Regions from separate parts of the Homo sapiens genome. Here region 1 is linked to region 2. Evidence: read pairs that join two places in POLR2A ChIA-PET (ENCODE). Cell type or tissue: A673. All regions are shown on one strand. Each heading gives the region's core, and the rest is flanking DNA. Links, peaks and the distances in the headings are about the cores only.

Region 1 (8,106 bases), core at 1,855-5,854, 130 kb before region 2:
CATCTCTTTTCCTATCTTACACTTATAAATAAATAACAGCCTTGTATAGCTAACTTTCAGAAAGAATAAATGTTGGTAAACCATCACTATTGTTAAAAAAAAAAAAAATAGCCAGCAGCTTACAAATCCCCATGGTTGCAGCCCTCACATGCTATCTTGATAACATTTACAGGTGATAAAATGGCCACTGGTGGTCTTCAGAAGCCTAGACCCAGTAGGCCAATACAGGAAGACTTTTCCTTCCTTGTTTATACTGAGTAGGCAAAACTCCATTACAAATAACTGATTTCTATGCAATCATAGAGATGAGAATAGTTAAGCAGTTTCTTTTATCAGTATCTTCTTTTTCTCAGACCTGTTGGCACTTATACACATAAACATACAGCATACTTGCAGAACGCTACAAGTTGTTCACCTTTTTCACCAGATCAATGTTCTACTTCTTTTTGCATAGGCCTTTAGAGATCCTCTTAGCAGTAGACTAACCCCTCAATTTACAAGGAAGAAAAATAATACCCTTGGAACTGAAAGAGCATTTCCTGGGTCATAAAGTGAGTGGCAGAGCGGAGACTAGAATCCCATCTCCTGACTCCCCATCCAGTGCTCTTTCCATTCCAAGCCACGTCCATAGTAAGTGTATAACCAAGACGGAATTTGTGTAAGACCTGTTCAAAACAGGACCAAGATGTCACCAACGAATCTTCTAGAATGTTTAACCACCAAGGAAAGTGCCCTGTCAATGGGTATAAACCCTGGAAAGGACTAGGAGCAAAGATGTCTACTAAGGTGAGGAATGGGAACAGACACAGGCCGTCATCGGATGACAGAAGTGTGACCAAGTAAGTATCTACAGTCCTCACATTGTCTCTCCCAGGAGATCGAGTCAGGATTCGTCAGAGATAGCATCCTCAAGAACAAATGGACAAGAAATACTGAGCGGGGGTAGTTGTTAAGCCACTTCAGATGTATTAACCCCTTAGCCCAGCAAGATCTGAGTTTGGTCTGTGAGAGGCAGAAGCAACTTTAACCCTGCTGGCTCCCATGAGATTCATGATTCTCCTCACCCAGCCAGGAACCTTCAGTACCCTGGGCTGAATGCAGAGCCACATTCTCTGGCCAGATTCAGGGCTTCACCAGAGTGTCCACATTTTGCCATGACCCAGATGTCATCTGGAACTATGAGGAGGGTCAGGGAAGGCAAGATCCTGACAAAACAGGGTAGGGGGAAAACTAAACTCAGCAGATAACCCTAAAATACCGATGACCAATCCAAGCTCAAGCTTCCAAGAGGGAATTAGAAATGCCCTTCATGAGAGGCTCACACAGGACTTAGTCTATTTGTTTTTAAAACACTAGGTTATTCTTAGGCACACAGTTTCATAAGGTCCCCAAGATAAGCCAGCTAAAAAGGTGAGACACACAGGCTCAGCAACAGGACTTGTGGAAAAAATTAGGTCATTCATTGTTCTAAGGCCTCAGAGGGCCAACAATCTAAATGGCTTTGCTTTTTGAGCTTTAGACAATTGTTGGGGAAATGGGGTGGGTGAAGAAACCTCGCGCTATTCAACAGTGTAGAAAACAGCCATGGTGTGAATAATCCTAATAGAAAGATCTGTTTCCTGTAAGTAGGAAGAGTTGTAAATCAGTAGAATTTTTGGTAGAAACCTCTACATAGATTATTCTTGACATTTTAAATTTCTTTCCCTTTTCTCCTTTCTCTCAACTCCCTCAAATAGCCTGTGCTCACTGAAAAAAACGAATTTTAAATGCCAAATAAATCTTCACTCTGACTACAAAACTCCACTGTGTAGGCATTCTGTCACTGCTTATTATTAAGTAATTTCTGTGTTCAAAATGTAACCTGTTTTCCCCTTTTCTCTTTCTTTCAAACTCCCCCCACCTTCTACACTCCCAATCTGTTGTTTCTCAAAGCTTACCCACAAGGCAGGGCAAGGAGAGTTTCACCTGCACATTCCTCTGGAACTCAGAAAGCAGGGTTAAGTGGCAAGATCAAGGATATAGAGCCAGCCAGGGGCAGAGCAAGAACCTGGAGGCCCTACCACCCAGGGCTCAGCTTGCCTCATTATTATACTGCCTCTTGAAAACCCTTGCTGAGATTTGAGTTCTTCCAGCTTTTATTGTCACCATTAAAAATATTAATGGTCCAACAATGCAAAAGCCCAACTAGAGTTTCCTTGAAATGCCTTACCACGGTGGAGGCACACTGTGTGTGAAGCATCATTAAACTCCGCTGCCTGCCCATGGACCAAGCAAGGGGAAAGAGCAATAGATCCTTCTTGTAAAACCAAGGGTATATTCAAAGTCACCCTCATTAGCCTGAGCTTTTCACCCATATTACAATCATGGCTCTGTTAATAAGAGGACCCCATCACAGTAGCACTCTGGTGTCAGCATCTTCATTACCAGAAGTAGACATTGTATCTGAGATGTCAAGGTATGTTTCAATGCTGGATTTTTCTTGCAGGAGAGCCTTGGTGAATCACTCTTTTTTCTCTCTCCATCCCCTTGCCTTGCATATTTTGCAATTACAAATGTGCTTCCACATTTATGATGAGAGCTACCAAGGGCTGGATTCAGAAGTACCATTCTGCTCCAGAATGCTGGGCTATGTGGGCTCCAAGTGTGACCCTGCTCTGGGGAGGCTGGAAGCCAAGGAGCACCTCCAGGAACAAATTGTAATAAGACATGGCCAGTTATTCATCCTCCTGACCAAGACCATGTGCTGAGAGGATCAGAGCTGCTGCCTGAACCCCAGTAGTCAAAACAAAAGAGGATTGCTATTGAAGGTATCTATTGGTATAGCAACACTAAGCCAGATTTAGAGCACAAGTCTTCCAAATCAACATTTGAGCTGTCCACTATGAGAAGCTTGGGGCTATACCATTAAATTCTAATTTTAATCATTCATCCTGAGATGTTTGATATTTTGATATCAAAAAGCCTTCAAAGGTTGATCCTGGATGGCATCTGCCTGAATCTTACCTGACAACAGCATGCAAAGGAAGGACACCTGTATCCTAACCCCAGTTCCAGCCATAACTGGCCATCTGACAAAGCTATAGGACCTCTCTCAGCCTTCTCAGTTTCCTTATCAGAGCAAAGGTGATACTTCCTACTAAGGCAAGTACTTCAACAATGACATTAGGTAATACAGGCAAAGACACACGGGAAAAAGTAAAGCACTGTGGTCATGAGGGAGACAATTGTGTTTTTTTTTTTTCTTCCTTTGCTTGTGCTATTATCCTGCCATGTGAAAACTTGAGGACTCTGGTTAGTCAGAGCCAATGTCAGAAGATTTTAATCATCCCCAGTGTCCATTTATAAGAATTTCCTGAAGTCTTGGTGTATGTTATGGTTTGGATGTGCTTTGTCCCTGCTGAAACTCATGGTGAAGTTTGATCCCCAATGTGGCAATGTTGTGAGGTGGAACCTAGAGGGAGTCGTGGGTCATGGGGGGTGGATCCCTTATGAATAGATTAATGCCCTTCCACAGGGGTGAATGAGTTCTCATTCTTGTGTGAATGGATTAGTTTCCTCCAGGACAGGCTGTTAAAAAAGAGTCTGGCTTCTTCAGTTTTCCCCTCTTGCTTCCTCTCTTGCCATGTGATCTCTTTGCACATGCCTGCTCCCCTTTCATTGTCTGCTATGAGTCAAAGCAGCATGAGAACCTCACCAGATGCAGCTGCCCCACCTTGGACTTTTTGGCCACCAGAATCATGAGCCAAATAAACCTCTTTTTTTTTTTTTTAACAAATTACCCAGTCACAGCTAACACAAAAATGGACTAAGACAGTGTATTCTCTTTCTAATATCAATAATACATACCTCTACAGGGGATATGGATATATGTCCTTTTTATTTATTTTTTATTTTTTGAGACAGAGTCTTGCTCTGTTGCCTAGACTGGAATGCAATGGCACAATCTCGGCTCACTGCAGCCTCCACCTCCCAGGTTCCAGTGATTCTCCTGCCTCAGCCTCCCGAGTAGCTGGGATTATAGGTGCCCACCACCAGGTGTGGCTAATTTTTGAATTTTTAGTAGAGACGGGGTTTTGCCATGTTGGTCAGGCTGACCTCGAACTCCTGACCTCAGGTGATCTGCTGACCTCGGCCTCCCAAAGTGCTGGGATTACAGGCATGGGCCACCATGCCCAGCCATGTGTGTGTTCTTACCCAAGCCTTTCAATGACACAGGAACCAGTTTCAAAGAATTTTTTTAATGTATTTCCTGTTAAGGATGGCTTCTTCTCGGACCTTCTCTCCAGTATCAACCTAAAATCAAAGGTTACCACGCAGCCTGCAGGGTAACCTGGACTTTTATGTAAACCTGTCTTGTGATGTTGTGAGATGCAAATGGATAAAAATTACTGAGATGGCAACTGTTTGAAAAGCAGCCTGCCCTTGGAGCAGAGGCCTCCATTACTCAGCCTAAACAGTCATCATGGCCTCTATTTGTTAAAAACAAAATAAAACCATGTTAAATCAAGTTCAGCCTAAAGCTCTCTGCTTACATATTTTAAGTTCAGCCTAAAGGTTTTTCTGTACATTGTGAACTATAACAAGTGGAGGTGTAACCAGACCATAGCCTACACTTGTGCCAGTCACCAAGTTTTGGCCAATCCAATGTAGCTAACAGTTCAACCATGTACAAATAAGGCAAATGCCGAGCTGTAACCAATGCAGCTGTTTCCATACCTCACTTCCATTTTCTGTACATCACTTTCCTTTTTCTGTTCATAAATCTTGTTCCACCACGTGGCTGCGCTGCGCCCCTGAGCCTACCCTGGCTCAGGAGGCTGCCCGATTCGCGAATTGTTCATTGCTCAATTAAACTCCTTTAAATTTAACTTGGTTGAAGTTTTTCTTGGTTTTTTTTTTTTTTTTTTTTGAGACGAAGTCTCACTGTCGCCCAGGCTGGAGTGCAGTGGCGCGATTACAGCTCACTGCAACCTCTGCCTCCCAGGTTCAAGCAATTCTCCTGCCTCAGCGTCCCGAGTAGCTGGGATTACTGGCATGTGCCATCACACACAGTTAATTTTTGTATTTTTAGTAGCGATGGGGTTTTGCCATGTTGCCCAGGCTGGTCTCAAACTCCTGGCTTAAGGGATCCACCTGCCTTGGCCTCCCAGTGTGCTAGGATTACAGGCAAGAGCCACTGTGCCCAGCTAAGTTTTTCTTTTATCAACCAAAAAACCCCGAGTGACTCAGAAAGTAACTTGCACTAGGAAAAAAGAAAGAGAAAGAGATAGAGATAGAGAGGTGGATTAAAGAGACTTAAAGTCATGTTGATATGTACTCTGTACCCCCAGATACAAGGCCATGAGAAGGAAACTTTATTCTATGCGAAGAATCAGTGGTATTCTTCCCCAAAACCCATAACCTTAGTCTAATCATAAGAGAACATCAGACAAATCCAAATTGAGAGACTTTCTACAAAATATCTGACCAGAACTCTTCAAAATTGTCAAGCTCATGAAAAACAAGACTGACTAATGCACAAATCAGAGGAGTCTAAGGAATCATAATGACTATTAATAAATGTATTGTGGTCTCCTGAATTGGAAAAAAAGTGGCATCAAGGGAAAAACTAGTGAAATCTGAATAAAGCCTATAGGTTAGTTAATAGTAATGTACCAATGATTACCTCAGTTTTGACAAGTATGCAGTAATTATGTAAGATGCTAATATAAGGGGGACTGGGTGAAAAGTACACAGGAACTCTCTGTACTGTGTCTGCAACTTTTCTGTAAATCTATGATTATTCCAAAATAAACAGTTTATTTTGAAAAGGGGCAAAGAAAGACTTAATAAACATATCAAATAGTCATATTGTAGGACTTTACTTGAATCATGATGAAACTATTTTAAAAATTTGTTTATGAGACAACTGAAAATTTAAATACAGTATATTTGATTATATTAAGAAATTAATTATTAACTACTTTTAAGCGTATTTGTGATATTGTTACATTTTTAAAAAGAAGTGTTTAATTTTTAGAAAAACAAACTAAAATATTTACAGATTAAATGATATGATGTCTTGAATTTGCTTCAAAAATAATACAGGAGGGAGAAATTAGTAGGGATATAGGTTAACAAGATGTCAGAAAATAATTACGGAAAATGAGTGATGGCATGATAGTTTGGTTGTGTTTTGTTTTTGAGATGGAGTCTCGCTCTATCGCCCAGGCTGGAGTGCAGTGGCGCGATCTTGGCTCACTGCTACCTTTGCCTCCCGGGTTCAAGCGATTCTCATGCCTCAGCCTCCTGAGTAAGCTGGGATTACAGGCATGCACCACCATGCCAGGCCAATATTTGTATTTTTAGTACAGATCGGGTTTCATCATGTTGGCCAGGCTGGTCTTGAACTCCTGACCTCAGGTGATCCACCTGCCTCAGCCTCCCAAAGTGCTGGGATTACAGGCGTGAGGCACCGCATCTGGGGAGAGTTCATTATTTTTATTTTGTCTTGTTTTGTATATGTTTGAAGTTTTCCAGAATTAAAAAAACTAATTTTAAGAATCCAAAGAAGAAAAACCATAAGCCCCTAACATTTCGATCACATAGCATTATCTTTGCTGCTGTATTTGCCACCTCAGCAACTCTCCAATTATTGTCATTCAGTTTGCCACTCTTACCAAACCACAGATGAGCTCTGGAGCCGAAGTCCTCTCTAGATCTGTCCACTCACATGAGCCTCTGGAACTTATCAAGCATATGAAAACATCGTCATTCACCTGGAAAATTAACGCCAGGAAGCAGAAGGGGTTTTTGCCTACTCTGCTGGCTACAGGGGTCATCTAGGCCCAACAGCAAGGAAATAAGGGTGTCTGTGCAAGCCTCAGGGCAGCCCCATCCTTCATCCAACTGTAAGAGCAGAAAGGTCCCTCCTCTCTCTCTTGGAGATGGTTTAGACACTTTAGTTCCTTTCAACCTCGAAGCAAATTGGATCTGAATGCAGATGAGCAAGAATAGAATAGAGACAAGTCAAGACTTAAGTTTAATGCAAACCTTTTTTCCCCCCAGTGCAGAAGTCTTATTAAAGAAACAGCATGATGCTGACAGGATAGTGTTTGTAAGTAGAAATAACACTTATTATAACAAGTTAGAACAGCAGGCAGATAGGTTTGTTTGTTTGTTAATTATATCTGGTTTTATTTTCTAATGAGTGCCTTAAGAAAGGGGGGAATCATTCTGACAGCTGTTTGAAACTAACTTTTAAGTCCTCTTAGTAAAATGATGTGGAGCCATCCGGTTCTATGAAGCAACAAGAGGTTCCCCCACCCACCATTTTGTCCATCGGATCCATGAAGATTAACGATTTATAATCCCATGAATGGGATCTAAATTCCTGCTTTAATAGATACAGAAAGTTTTTCGCTTACCCGTGGGGAAGGTACTGATAGAGACATGCATAGAATGCATATGTAATTTGTCCACATTTATAGAATGTAATCTACAGCTCTTCTCTAAGTATCATATTCCCAGAAAGACAAAACATATTTGTCTTTAGAGGAAAGTGTTAACTTTATCCAGACTAACTTTGACTAAATGCCTACACAGCCATGAATCAGAAAAGACATACAACTTTTAAAACAAGGATTGAGAGAAGAAAGGAAAAACAAACCTGTCTGGGAAACGGGGTTGGGAGTGAATTAACTGGCAATAGTGTTTTTAAATTGCCCTAGAGGTAAATTAAGCCTCCTACTTTTTTGTCAGAAATGAGTAATTACTAGAAGGAGGCAGCGTAGTCCACATCTTGGCATTTTTACCCAGAATTAAATCTGCACATTATACATTCACACTCTATGTTTAAAAAAATGAGACACTTTTTAGTGAAACTATAAACACCTGCACAGCCAAACAAGGATTCTTGAGAGATCACATCTACGCAGACAGAGTGGTCTGAATTATTTAGACCACAGCAAAAATATGTGTGACAGATGAAACAGAATCATTAAGAGAAAAAGCAGAGTTTGTTGAACAGATAATCCCAGAGGGATTGCCCTCCTTCTTTTTCCCTAGGCAGGTCCCTTCTCTCAGATTACCTTCAAAACTGTGTTTAGAACAATGCCTCTCGCAGGA
Region 2 (8,106 bases), core at 1,688-5,687:
CCTGTTCTTCATTGTCATGTAAATTTAGGGCTATTTTCATGATCGCCGTTTAGGAAAGCCCTTCTGAGTGTTTCTAGGGTTTTATTTTTTGTTTGTTTGTTTTTATTTTAATAGCTTATCTCAAGTCATATTCTATCATATCATCTAGGTATTTTTGCTTTTCCTCCTGCCTAGGACTAATCAATCTAATTTTTTTTGTTTTTATTTCCCTTAACTGGAATGTAAGCTTCGTGGGATCAGGGGCCTTCTTTGTCTTATTCCTTGTTATATCTCCAGCTTCTAGTGTAATAGATGGACTACAATAGAAGGTCAGTAAATATTTTGGGGGACGACATTAATTGCTACAGTGAGCTGTTCAGCGTATAGCTGAAAGGAGATGGTGGTGACTGCAGCTAGGTGTGGCGCGATCTCCTGTAGATCCAATTTGGTGGTCTTTTTCCAGGGCCCTGACCCGCGCTAGCTGTTACTGATTTTGCCCCTGAAAGTATGTTCTCTGACTTAATTATTTTGGTCTTATTTGGCAAATCATTGCAGTTTACCAAAGTGTGTTTTCTGGAACATTTGATCTTTAAAGTGATCTTCCTAATGACTGTAATATTCCAATTCCACAGAACACACTTTGGGAAATGCAGAGTTAGTGTACTACTGAAAGCCTGGTTTACCCTCACTCATTTCTTGCCTTGTAAAATGATATGGTCAGGAAAGTTAAAATGAAATAATATATGTGACATACTTTGTAAACTCTCTAGAGTGCCATGAAGCGTGTTGTCAAGTGTTTAAGCTTCCTTTTATTAGTCACCATGTAGATTTAGTCACCATGTAGATATGTAGCCATTACCCTTCGAACCTCAAGCCATTACGTTTAGTCACTTTCCCTCTCTGCAGATCGTCACATTTTTTTCATTGCTAACAGTCACAGTTCCTTAGAGTTATTTTGTTCAATTCTGACAAACTTCTGTGCTCATGAAAGTACTTGACAGATACTTGATGCACTTAGAACTGAATGGATGACGAAGCCTTTGCCAGATAAAAGCTTACTGGTTCCATCCACTTTCTCACCAGTGGTCATCAGAGAAATGGATTTCCAGAATTGTAACATTGTAGTTTAATCGTCTAGCAAAGACATTAAGCATAAGCATAAACCATATCTTTGTGTCCCTGTACCCGGCACCATACCTGGCATGTGATTAGCTCTCAGTAAGTATTTAATAACTAAACAAGACACTGAAACCATACACCATTCTTTCCTCATGCTCACATCATGAAATGGAGTCACTGTTTAGAGAGGGAATGTAAATTGGTACACTCAATCTGGAATATGTACCACAACTTTCTAGTATGATTTAAGTAGGAAAAATGTAGGGAAAACATCTGCCTTCGTGTCAGAAGTGAGGGAGTCAAACTTACTGGCTTTCTGTCTGTACTCTGCTTTAAAATTGGATTTTAAATAACGGTTTTAACTAAAAATAGACGCCAAGAAGAAAACATTTCTCTGATGTAAATATCCATTTCCCAGTCCTCACAGGAAATTCACTTAAACTTAAGGCATACAATTATATGGAGTATACTTTGTTTTTAAAAATTACTGTTGAATTACTGTCCTGTATTTAAAAAGACATAGATTCTGTTCATTTATCTCCAGCTTAAGTAAAAAAAATGGCATAATGATATCAAAATATTTTGTTCTTTTAAACAGTTTCTCAAAGGTGTATTTAATGCTAATGTAGATTATATGGTGAAGATATGTTTCTTTGAAAAGATGACATACAAAAACAATTCTAGGATATCAGTAGCAAAAACTATGACATATGTGCCTTTGATGTCATTGTACCGTATATCCTTTTGTATAGCTAAAATGGCTATTCTGTGCATTTTGGTTTAATTGCTATAGTGAAAATTACATTTTTGAAGAGCTAGAAAAGCTTTTCAAAACTTGGAAATGTTGTTATCCTTCATATTATGAAAAGTACTAGTTTTAGTCTTCCACCATGCAAAGACCTTTTTAAAAATGATCTTTTAAATATTATTTTCATGATAAATAATTTACCATTTGTCTGTGGAAGAGAAATACTGCTTTCTGCACACACTTGTGTATGTGTTCCAAAATCATGTAATAAGATTTTTGGCTGTTAGAGTGACATGTGACTGTAATGGTTTTCAGTAGAGTTTGTTATTATAATGTATTAGCAAAGAACCAACATTTATAAAGATAGAAAGCTTTACAAGAAATGCTAAGATCTTCATAATATTACCAGTTGCTTTGTTATGATTTTATTGCTCTAATTTTCTAGGATTGTAAAATTATGTCTAATTATTGACATGGGTACAGGATGTTGCGTGAATACAGGGAACTCCAAATTCTTGATTGTGGCTATTTGTGGTATGTCCTGCCAATCTATAAAGGGTTCAGCTGCCTCTTATGTGTAGATGATGCAGTGGCCTGTTGCTGAACTAGAAATCAGCTGTTGCTTTAAATGACAGATTAGCAGCTCCCTCCTCCACAATCCCAAACTACCATACCCAGACCTAGGTGTAAGTAGAAACTAAAAAGAGATTAACCAAAGTTACTTCTTCGCTGTAGTCAGAAAAACGTAAAGGATATTGAAAAAGCAAATGTTGGGCATAATCATATGTAGCATTTTATGTTTCAGTTTGTGGTAAGAAGTTTTTCAAAGTACCTTAACAATGGAAATACCTTTCTGCTATTTTCATTCCATCATTGGAATTAGCACTTAGAAACTATCCCTTTAAGTGCTATTGAGTCTTCAGTTATTGCTTAACCACATTGTCCTTTATCTCAGTGCCTGTGAATTAGAGATCTGTCTTTACATTTATTATAGTACTAGGTAAATAGGCATTTATACCAACTGTAACATAAACAGAGATTCCATGTAGAATATGGATAATTATTTTTAGTCTATTTCTGTTCACACTGTTAAATTAACCTTGTTTTTGTTTATTTTCAACTCTGAGTATATCTCAATATCTACTATGCTTTATTTTTCTCTTCCGATTTCTGTTCTCTGCATACTCAATATTTTCTGGAGAAATTTACAAACTGGCTGAAACATCTAGTTTAGCTTTAAGTGATTTGTTGTTGTCGTTTTGTTTTTAAATGTTGCCCAGGCTGGACTCAAACTTCTGGGTTCAAATGATTCTCCTGCCTCAGCCTCTAGAGTAGCTGGGACTATAAGCTGGTGCCACTGCAGCCAGCTTCCAAGTGGATCATTTATTGAAGTTCAGCAATATTAGAGTGGATCCTTGAACAACAGAGAGGTTAGGGGAGCCAGCCCCCCATGTAGTGGAAAATCCATGTATAACTTTTTGACTTCCCCAAAGCTTAACCACTAATAGTCTACTGTTGACCAGAGGTCTTACTGATAATATAAATAGTTAATTAACGTGTATTTCTTATATGTATTGTGTATTATATTCTTACAATATAGTAAGCTACAGAAAAGGAAAGGCGAAGAAATCATAAGGAAGAGAAAATATATTTACTATTCCTTAAGTGGAAGTAGATCATCATAAGTGTCTATCCTTGTCTTCATGTTGAGTAGGCTGAGGAGGAAGAGGAAGGGTTGGTTTTGCTGTCAGGGTGGCAGAAGTGAAAGGAAAGACAGAAGAGGCAGGCACAGTATAACTTTACAGAAATACATTGTAATTTCTGTCTGGCTTTTTTGCTTTTTCATTTCTCTAAAAATGTTTCTATATGGTACCAATCCTCCCACTGTTAGTTTCAGTGCCTGTATCATGGGAGGATCCCTGTCATAAAAGAAGTCAAAGCAGTCTTGGAGAATCAAACCCATTTGCCAGATTGCCTGATGTTACTTTGCTTTCTGGCACTGCTTCTTCTTTGTCTTCTTCCTCATCGTCTGGCACTGCTTTAGAAGCACTCATCTCCATCAAGTTGCTTCTGTTAATTCCTCTGGTTTGGTATCTGTTAGCTCTTAAATTTCTCTAAGATCCATATCTCGAAACCCTTCACCCACCCAACCCCCCACCACCTTTTTTTTTTTTTTGCCATATCTGCAATCTCTTTCATGATTTCCTTGACTGACTCTCATAAATCCTGTGAAGTCATGTGCAACATCTGGGCATAGTTTTCTCCAGCAGGAATTTTTTGTTTCAGGCTTGATGGCTTTAAAGGTTTTTTCTGTAACAGCAATATATCTTCAATGATGAAATTCTTCCAGACATTCATGACATTCTCTCTGTTGGTGTTCTCTTCCATTGAATTGACAGTCCCTTCCCTAGAGTATCGTGTCTAATGACCCTTAAAGGTCCTTATGACCCCCTGATCTAGATGCTGAATTAGAGATATTGTGCTTGGGTCAAGTAGACTATTTTGACATCTTCAGTGTTGAACTCCTGGGATCTGGGTGGCCAGGGGCATTGTCTAATATCAAAGGAACTTTAAAAGGCAGTTCCTTACTGAGAAGGTACTTCCTGACTTTACAGACAAAGCATGGAAGGAACCAATCCAGAAAAAGGGTTTTGTTATCTAGATGGTTTTTTTTATTTTTTGCTTTTTGTTTTTGTTTTGTACAACCAAAAGACTGGCAGCTGGTGTTTATTTTTTCCCTTTAAGGCTCAAGGGTTAAAAGCTTTGTAGATAAGAGCAGTCCTGATCATAAACTTGACTGCATCTGCACAAAACAGTGGATGGAGTTAGCCTATCCTTTCCTGCCATAAATCCTGTGCTTGCTTCTCTTCTTTACTAATATCTTGTGGCATTTTTTTCCCAAAATAGGGCACTTTCATCTGCATTAAAAAACCTGTTCAGTGCTAGACACAGTGGCCTACACCTGCACTCCCAGCACTTTGGGAGGCCGAGATGGGAGGGTCACGTGAGCCCAGGAATTTGAGACCAGCCTGGGCAACATAGTGAGACCCCATGTCTATAAAAAATAAGAGCATTAGCTGTATGTGGTGGCATGCACCTGTGGTCTCAGTTTCCATCTCAGGAGGCTGAGATGAGAGGATCACTTTAGCCCAGGAGGTTGAGGCTGCAGTGATCCAAGGTCATGCCACAGCACTTCAGCCTGGGCAATAGAGTGAGATCCTGTCTCTCGCTCTATAAAAAACAAAACAAAAATAACAAAAACAAACAAACAAACCTGTTTAGGCAGATAACCTTTCTCCTGAATGATTTTCTTAATGGTGTCTGGGAGCTCCTCTGCTGCCTCTTGGTTGGCAGTAGCTGTTTCTTCTGTTTTCTTGACGTTTTTAAGCCAAACCACTTCTTCAGATTATCAAACCATTCTCCAACTGGCATTCTTCAACTTTAAATCCTTTTTTTTTTTTTTCCTTTAAGTTGTTAATAGAAGTGGTGAGAGCAGACATTCTTCCCTTGTTCCTGCTCTTAGGAAGATACTATTTAGGCTTTCACCATTTCCTTTGATGTTAGCTTTAGGTCTTTTTCATATGCTATTTGCTATATTGGCACAGTTCTCTTTATTTCCTGTTTGCTGAGTTTGTATCAGGAACAGATTTTAGATTTTATTTACTTTTTTATTCTGTGGAGATGACCAATTTTTGTTCATTTTTGGTCTGTTAATACAGTGAATTATACTGATTGATTTTTCTAATACTAAACCTTGTATTCTTAGGATAAATACCACTTGATCATGATGTATTATCCCTTCTAACATTGTATTTGATTTGCTAAAATTTTAAGAATTTTTTATGTTCATGAGGTATATTTGTCTGTAGTTTTCTTGTAACATCTGTGTCTTGTTATCAGAATAATGCTAGCCTCAATTGAGAAGTATTCTTTTCTTTTAGTTTTTCTACTTAAGAGTAGTTTACATACCGCAATTACAGTGTTGTAATATTCTGTTTTTCTGTGTACTGTTACCAGTGAGTTTTATACCTTCAGATGATTTCTTGTTGCTGATTAGCATCCTTTTTTTTTCTGATTGAAGTACTCCCTTTAGCATTTCTTGTAGGACAGGTCTGGTGTTAATGAAATCTGTCAGTTTTTGTTTGTCTGGGAAAGTCTTGATTTCTACTTCATGTCTGAGGGATATTTTTGCTGAATATACTATTCTAGGGCAAAAGTTCTTTTTCCTTCCTCACTTTATGCCTTTCCCCTCTATCCTGGCCTGTAAGGCTCCCACTGAAAAGTCTGCTGTCAGATGTATTAGATCTCCAGTGTATATTTTCCTTTCTCTTGCTGCTTAAAGAGTCTTTTCTTTATCCTTGACCTTTGGGAGTTTGGAGTATTCAATGTCTTGAGGTAGTCTTCTTTGGGTTAAATCTGCTGGTGTTTTATAACCTTCTTGTACTTGGATATTAATATCTTTCTCTAGGTTTAGGAAGTTCTCTGCTTATCCCTTTGAATACACTTTCTACCCCTGTCTCTTTCTCTACCTCCTTTTTAAGGCCAATAAGTCTTGGATTTGTCCTTTGGAGGCTTTTTTCTAGATCTTGCAGATGTGCTTGTTTTTTTAATTCTTTTTTTGTCTCCTCTGTTTTCAAATAGCGTGTCTTCAAGCTAACTCATTCTTTCTTCTGCTTGATCAGTTTTGCTATTAAGAGACTCCAATGTGCTCTTCAGTATGTCTGTTGCATTTTTCAACTGCAGAATTTCTGCTTGATTCTATTTAATTATTTCAGTGTCTTTGTTAAATTTATCTGATAGGATTCTGAATTCCTTCTCTGAGTTATCTTGAATTTTTTTTAGTTTCCTCAACACAGCTATTTTGAATTCTCTTTCTAAAAGATCACATATCTTGGTTTCTCCAGGATTGGCCCCTGGTGTCTTTTTTATTTTGTTTTATTTTTTGAGATAGGGTCTCACTCTGTCACCCAGGCTGGAGTGCAGTGGCATGATCTCGGCTCACTGTAACCTCTACCTCCTAGGCTTAGGTAGGTGATCCTCCCACCTCAGCCTCCCACGTAGATGGGACCACAGGTGCACACCACTGCAGCTGGCTAATGTTTGTATTTTTTGTAGACACGGCATTTCAACACGTTGCCCAAGCTGGTCTTGAATTCCTGGGCTCAAGTAGTCTTCCTGTCTCAGCCTCTCAAAGTGTTGGGATTACTGGTGTGAGCATCGTGCCCAGCCTTGGTGTCTTATTTAGTTTGTTTGATGAGGTCATGTTTCCTTGGATGGTCTTGATGCTTATGGATGTTTGTTCATGTCTGGGCATTGAAGAGTTAGGTATTTCTTGTAGTCTTTCTAGTCTGGGCTTGTTTGTATTTGTCTTTCTTGGGAAGGCCTTGCAGATATTCAAAAGGACTTGGATTTTGTAATCTAAGCCATACCTGCAGTAAAGGACAACCCAATCCCAGTAACACTGTAGTTCTAGTAGACTTGTAGAGGTACGTCCTTGGTGGTCTTCAATAAGATCCAAAAGAATTCCCTGTATCATAGGCAGTCTCTTATTCTCTTCCTTTACTTTTTCCTAAAGAAACATCATTTCTCTCTCTGTTCTGAGCTGCCTGGAGCTGGGGGAGGGGTGACACAAGGTCCTCTGTTGCCACCCGTACCAGGACTGTGCTGGGTCAGACCAGAAGCCAGCACAGCACTGGGTCTTGCCCAAGGCCCGCTGTGACCCCTACCTGGTTACTGCCTATGTTTGCTCAAGACCCTAGGTATCTGTAATCAGCAGATGGTGAAGCCAACCAGGCTTGTGTCCTTCCCTTCAGGTTGAGGAGTTCCTCTAGACCCCAGGTGGGTCCAGAGATGCCATCTGGGAGCCAGGGACTGGAGTTAGAAACCTCAGAAATCGGCTGGGTGTGGTGGCTCAAGCCTGTAATCCCAGCACTTTGGGAGGCCAAGGCGGGCGGATCCCCTGAGGTTGGGAGTTCGAGACCAGCCTGACCAACATGGAGAAACCCCGTCTCTGCTAAAAGTATAAAATTAGCCAGGTGTGGTCGTGCAAGCCTATAATCCCAGCTACTCAGGAAGCTGAGGCAGGAGAATCGCTTGAACCCAGAAGGCAGAGGTTGTGGTCAGCCGAGATCGTGCCGTTGCACTCCAGCCTGGGCAATAAGAGCAAAACTCCACCTCAAAAAAAAAAAAAAAAAAAAAGAAAGAAAGAAGAAAAAAAAAAGAAACCTCAGAAATCTTCCTGGTGTTTTATTTTACTGTGG

Evidence for each region. ChIA-PET counts read pairs that join two places held together with the same protein. Peaks named below come from ENCODE experiments on the same cell type or tissue, not always from the same donor. Only the 100,000 strongest peaks of a DNase experiment are listed, where the experiment ranks them.
Region 1: POLR2A ChIA-PET joins it to region 2 with 5 read pairs; 4 of 35 experiments call an interaction of 5 or more read pairs at or near these places.

The regions. Positions count from the first base shown.
Region 1 is chr2:39,534,502-39,542,607 of GRCh38, reverse strand. All of the region lies in intron 5 of MAP4K3-DT (MAP4K3 divergent transcript), which reads right to left. Among named protein-coding and RNA genes, the nearest start is that of MAP4K3-DT, 100 kb to the right of the region's middle. In A673, for the core only: no CTCF peak of the experiment used is centred there; no DNase peak of the experiment used is centred there.
Region 2 is chr2:39,404,556-39,412,661 of GRCh38, reverse strand. The region is part of intron 1 of MAP4K3 (mitogen-activated protein kinase kinase kinase kinase 3); the gene reads left to right. Among named protein-coding and RNA genes, the nearest start is that of MAP4K3, 29 kb to the left of the region's middle. RefSeq lists an enhancer at 3,647-3,796. In A673, for the core only: no CTCF peak of the experiment used is centred there; no DNase peak of the experiment used is centred there; H3K27ac peaks cover 1,021 bases.